2 separate regions of the Homo sapiens genome follow, and region 2 is linked to region 1. Evidence: chromatin contacts called from ENCODE Hi-C or POLR2A ChIA-PET data. All regions are on one chromosome and are shown on one strand. Each heading gives the region's core, a stretch centred on a gene start or an enhancer-like site at or near the end of the contact. The rest is flanking DNA. Distances are from core to core; before and after follow the strand shown.

What was found. A loop is a pair of places that touch in the nucleus more often than their neighbours do. ChIA-PET counts read pairs that join two places held with the same protein, here RNA polymerase II (POLR2A). Pooled maps may share reads with other maps.
Region 2: a map of gastrocnemius medialis shows a loop between it and region 1 (2.7-fold over the local background). The contact joins two enhancer-like sites. A Hi-C loop is called at or near these places in 3 of 168 maps with a recorded cell type or tissue (chondrocyte, gastrocnemius medialis and heart left ventricle) and 9 of 50 pooled maps. POLR2A ChIA-PET finds 5 or more read pairs at or near these places in 2 of 52 experiments (WTC11 and activated naive CD4-positive, alpha-beta T cell).

The regions. Positions count from the first base shown.
Region 1 is chr4:142,815,900-142,818,936 of GRCh38, reverse strand. All of the region lies in intron 1 of INPP4B (inositol polyphosphate-4-phosphatase type II B), which reads left to right. The region is part of intron 3 of USP38-DT (USP38 divergent transcript); the gene reads left to right. Among named protein-coding and RNA genes, the nearest start is that of INPP4B, 29 kb to the left of the region's middle. Within about 2 kb of position 1,321, at least 7 of the 41 ENCODE cell types and tissues checked have a DNase peak (open chromatin) inside an H3K27ac peak, as active enhancers do.
Region 2 is chr4:142,353,641-142,356,764 of GRCh38, reverse strand. The region is part of intron 7 of INPP4B (inositol polyphosphate-4-phosphatase type II B); the gene reads left to right. Among named protein-coding and RNA genes, the nearest start is that of INPP4B, 490 kb to the left of the region's middle. Within about 2 kb of position 1,489, at least 4 of the 41 ENCODE cell types and tissues checked have a DNase peak (open chromatin) inside an H3K27ac peak, as active enhancers do.

The sequences.
Region 1 (3,037 bases), core at 72-2,571:
TTGGCATTCACATGCTAGTGGACCAAAAACTCATAAGCCAATATGATATCAGTGGAAGAGACACACTATGGGTAAAAATGTAACAGAATGAAGATAAAAATAAAACAGGAATGTTGGGTGGTTGCTATTTTATATAAACTAATAAGGGCGAGGGGCTCTCTGATGTGAGAACAATTGAACAGTGACCTGACAGAGTTGTGGTGGTAGGAGGAGAAGAGAGTTGTAAGCAGCAGGCACAGCACTTGAAAGCGTATAGAGGCAGCTGCTGGCTACACGGATCGGGGCAGGAGGTGATCCCAGGAGCTCAACTAGCCACAAAAATTTTTATTGCTAATGCTGTATCAATTTCCTTTCTATATTGTCAATGAAATGTTTATAATAAAGATTTTGAAGTATATTATTTACTTTATTCAAATTTTGATTCCTACAGAAATTGTAATTCTGTTGAAATATAGATATAGATAGAACTGGAAATACACACACACACACACACACGTTTAAATTGCCTTCCTTTTTTGTAGAAAAAACAAGCCCTGGAATAGCCTCTGAGAGAAAAACCCATGGAAATTTTACTTTGATAAAATGCCAGTAATGGCATAAAAAGCTGCCCTGGTGTTGTTTCTGGGAAAGCAGGCATTTCTCAATGAAGGAGTGATGGATGGTCTTTGAAGTTTAAATGATATCAGAGAGGAAATGAAAAACTGGCCAGGGCAGGGGAGTAGGGGGGACTCAGTGACTACATGCAAGCTGCACATAGTTCAGGTTCTTCTCTCACACTTTTTCATACGATGCCAAGAGTAGCTGGTTTCTTATCATCTTTGCATTCTTTAACATTATTAGAGTTCCATTTCCTTACTATTCTGAAGACTTGATATTTTTCCTATCCTGTTGCTTTCTTGTTACTTAAATGTTTTCTTCCTCTCAATTTTTCTCTTTCCCTCCCTTTCACTCTCCACTTCTAGAAAGTGGGCCATTTATTTTTCTAATTCTAGTGAAAGGGAAGCAAAATACCACACAGCTAAGTTTATCTAAGAAGTCCCAATTTCCTGGTGTCTTTTATTGTTATTTTGGTTTCCTTTTAACGTCAATATATAGCAGTTATAAAGTAGGTTTAGATGTTTTTATATTTTTAGTCCAAATAAACCCGAAGTATAAAGTTGCACAATATGATGATGGAAGAGACCCAAGAAATGTTGTTATTTAAAACTGATTTAGTTCTAGTTGAAAGCTGACTTCCTGGGCGATGTGCTGCCAGTGAGTCTTAATCCCTGGCTTCATGGTTTGTGGTTTATGTGGGCTGGCATGCTAAGCATTTAATCGTTAGTCACCATTCTTTTCTGAGGCCTGTGTGGCCAAGGCATTATCGTCACCCTGTCACTTACCTAGACATGCTCCTTGGAAAGGAGGTGAATTGGATCCATTAAAAGTGTGAGAAGAGCTGGGAAAGGTCTGATGCAGCCGTACGTTCAAAGATTAAAGCACTCCATATGCAGTTTGACTTTGTAAAGCTTGGATAATCGAGGAGAAAGCAAGGGGGCTGAAGAGGCTTTGAGTGGCCTGCTCACTTGTCTGATGGAAACTCATCAGATATGTGACTGATAATTTTATTTCACACATCTTTAGTATTATGTTTTAAAGTTTTAGGGATGGCTGGAAACCTCACTAAAAACTCTTATACTGTAGTCAGAATGATCAACCACTTTGTTAAATGAATGAGTGCAATACAAGGTATAAGAACAGGCTTATCAACCACTGAGGAACTAATGAAATGCCATTTCCTCCCTGATCCCCATCTTCATTGTTATGTCCTTTATAATTTTTTATCTAGGACAACCATGTTGACAGAGAAGGACTGGTATGTATCAGTATTTTAAAGAGTTTTATTTAAACTGAAACCATTCTTATATCAATTCTTATTATACTAACTCATATTAACTTTACTCAATGAATCTGCAAAGACCCTATTTCCAATTAAGGTCACATTGTGAGGTCCAGGTAGACATAAAGTTTTGGGGGCACTATTCAACCCAGAACACTTCCCCACAAAACTCTAAATGTATTTGAAAGCGTGTATTATACCTTATTTGTTTCCCAATATCTAGAGTGGTATTTGGAACTCAGTAGGTACTTAATAGTTGTTAAATGACAGTTTTACTTTGAACATCCAAATATACTATTAAGAAAAAATAACGGGTACCTAAGAACATTTCCATGAGGGAAGAGTAATGGCTGAATATGTGTGTGTGTATGTATATATATATGTATATATATTTCTGTATGCATACGCATATGTAGGTATAGGTATATTTTTATATATTTATGCACAACTTTCTAAAGAAGTTAGGCACCATGGGATATTGTTATTATTTGTTTTTTTTAAGATGAGAAATAATTTAAGCCTGTTGCCCTAGAGAAATGACTGGAAGTTAAGATTTAATGGGAGAAGAGAAGATCCTTTAAGATCGTTACTAACTCTTAACTTCAACGATCTTTAAAGGGAAGATCCTTTTTCCTTCTCACACTAACTCTTAACTTTTCCTATGGTAGAATATTTAACAAAAGGGCATTGAAATTATAAAAACATAATTTAAAAGGGTATCATCATAATGTTATTGATGAAATAATTTCTTACGAAATGGAAATTAGCAACTTTGAGTTTACCCTGACTTAATTTATTCTGAGAAATATCTTCTTCTCTAAATCTTACAACCCTAAAAATGAAGAATAGAAATACATCCCTTCAATAAGATATCTATTCCTAAAGGCTCAATCTTGGGTACAAAGGCAGAGGTATTTCCCCAAGAGGGCCTGCTAGGAAGAGAAGCAGAAGACATGCATTTCTTTCTGTCCTGGAGTGAGTCAGCCTGCTCACTTCTCTGACATCAGTCTGTTGCCACAGAAACACTGGTGGGGACACACATTTTGCATTACGACTTCACAATAGAAAACAGACCTTTATTTTTCTTTTGCTTCTTTACACAGTAAGTGGACAAGGCCTACAGTGAAAGGAAAAAAAGCATCTTGTTTGAGTACAAAG
Region 2 (3,124 bases), core at 240-2,739, 460 kb after region 1:
AATAAAAGACCCTCTGATCACCCAAAAAGTTCCAAGGAATTAGAAGCTCTATGTCAGGAACTGAGGCCAAAGACCAAATAAAAGGACAAAAGATGCACCTAACACTTCTATCACTCAGGAAATTACAAAGGTTTTAGGGTTCTGTGCCAGGAACTAAGAGCAGAAACCAAATATGTTATTTGTACTACTTCACAACTGAAACCTTACTAACTCAAGAGCAACCTTTTATCCTCCCAGCTCCTCATCACTCCTGCAGGTCCTGGTCTTTGCTCTCCTGCTAACCAGGATCCCCAACCCTTGAGTTCTGGATGGAAAGCTATCCAAGCTTTCCTCACATTTCCTTCTCATATCATTTCAAACATTTATATAAGATTTAGATTTCTCCCTTACTTGACCCCTGTCTCTGAGAAAAGTAGGCCACACATCTCTGTACATTCTCATTCTTACACAGTTGAATTACCCTTTCTTATTTTCAAATCAACACTCACTGCTCTCCTCTCTCCCTTTTATCTAGAATGCCTTTCTCCCCTGGCAAAAGTTTTACCCCATCTTTAAAGGTATTCTGCCAATATCACCTCCTTTGTACATTTTCTAGATTAACTAATATAATCTTTCTCTTTTGAACTTGTATTGTAATTTGTACCTTCTGTCCAGCACTTTATCATTTTATACATTGTAAACCAATTGTGTCATCCTATTTTTTGCCCTTATCAATATGAAAGATTTGGGGAGGATAAAACTACATAGTTCTAATTTTTTGTAGCCCCAGTAGTATCTATTGGAGTATGTGGCATTTTAAAAATAGGTAATCTTATTGAATTCTGTTCATTTCTCTTGAGGTTAAGAAAAGACTCAGTAGTTGAAGAAGTGATCAAAGCTATCCTTATGTTAAAAAAAAAAAAGGCTTCTCTCCATGAAATATATTGGCCTATCTGAGGATCAAAGCTTTGACTTCGTTCATCTCATGCTCTGATAAGCTGAATTGCTTCACAAAGTTTGCATGATTAACACTGCCTGCCTTAAGTGCTTTAGTCTTGCCAGAAACTGGTAAATTTTGAATATCCTTTGTGTTGTTATATAAAGATTCTCTGTGCAAAAGTAATTGCTTTCCTCAGCTAAGAAGGTCATGACTTTTCATAGTAGATAAGAATATGTGCTTAATAAATAAGCTGACCAAGTCTATTTTAGTTTCTATGAAACATGCCTGTGCCTACTTTTTTCTTCATTGTTGATTGTGGGTTTAGTGAGTGCCAGTTATGATGTAGAAATTGTATAAAAGCATAGCATTGGCATGGGTTTGATTTGTCAGAAGTCAAAATACTGAAATATCTGAATAAATAAATTAATGACCTGTAACATCACTTCTATCCTTAAATACATATTCTGGTGGGGGGAAAAAAAAGAGCAAATCTGCATCTCATTCAACTTCCTGATTTCTCTCTGTTGTCCGGATGTGTTAGATTAAATACGACCACAGATTCTTTGCAGCTCCTCCTATAAAGAGGTGGAGTCTATTTTCCCACTCTTTGAAACTGATCTGTCCTTGTGACTTGCTTTGATAGAATGCAACAGAAGTGATATAATGTGGCTTCTGAACTTCTATTTTAAGACGCTTTGCAGTTTTTACTTTTGCCTTCTTGGAATACTTCCAGAATCATATAAAAAGTCCAGGTGAAAGTTTGCACAGAGAGAGAGCTTCGCAGTTTTCAGGGCCATGCCAGTCATCCTACTGAGGCCCTAGGCATGTGAATGAAGCCATCTTAGAGTCCCAAGCCCCACTCGAGCCACGAGCCACAAGCTATCTGAACCCCATGAGTGAGCCCAGATGAGACAAACATAATTGCCTAGTCAACTCACAGAACTGTGAGAAGTGATAAATCACCATCAAGCCATTAAGTCCTCGCTTTGTTATACAGAAATAGATAACTAGCCGTATGTTAGTTAGGTATATTTAGCTTGTCTCCCTAATCTCTGGAATATGCGAAGGCAGAATTTTCCATTCACCTTTCCCCATTATGGCAAAGCACATAATAACATCTAAAATAAGCTCAAAATAAAGGTCATTCCAATGAAAGATTGGACCTTGCTAAGTTTCAGTTTTCTAACTAGTGAAGTAAAGCTATTGGATTAAATACAATTTAGGATTCTCTTTGTTCTACCTCCCATAACACCAGCTCATTTTGTTAGATGAATTCTCTGGAAGAATTGGAACTAATGATTCTATTTTATTTTTTGTCTTCCATCTGAATTGTTCTGGCCGGTTTATTCCTTAAATGCCCAAGATAGATAAAAGGTACCGAATGGAAATAGACAAGAACTCCAGGTCTGTGGGGGACACAAGAATCTTCCACTCTGCTTTTCCTGTGAAAATTCTGTTCTTCCTACATATAAATGAGCCGTACTCATCCAAACCTGTGTTTGAATTGCACATAGTTATGGGATAAAGATCTGCTGGCACATTCAGGAAGATGATCTGTGCTTCTACTGAATTTTTAGGTGTAAGAGTCAGCATACACATTTGCTGAGCCCATGTCCCAAGGCTCTGAGAAGGTTCGTGGCACAAGATACCCAATATGCTAGATAAAAGGCAGATTGTGACTTTGCTATTTAGATTTGTCTGCTTAGGTGGTTTCGGCTATTGCATTTGAGATCTTTGCAGCTGACTGGTTGTATGCATTTGACTTGAATTTTTATGTGCTTGCTAGATGTTTTAGGTTTTGCTCTGTGACCTTGAACGGCATTATGTCAATTAAATCACACAGTGGGGAAATGACTTAGACCACCAAGAGTTATTGAACAAAATTTCATTTAGCATTGGGAAAAAATTGTTGAAGATAAAAACTCATAGAATTTTGGAATCAAAAACATTTTAGAAACCATTTAGTGAGGAGAGTGGGACTCACAGAACAGGGTGATCTGCCCAAAGTCACTAAGCTAGGTAATGGCATTCTGTGCAACTTTAAAATAAACAAACTCTATACTATTTGCAAATGCTATTAGAAATTAGAGAAAGATCTTGGGTGCTGTGATATTATGGGCAGTGCACCAAAAAGCCAAATATTCCTTTGTACAATATTTATCTTCAAGGACATGGACATAAGTGGCTAAGCAAAGGCAGCAATCA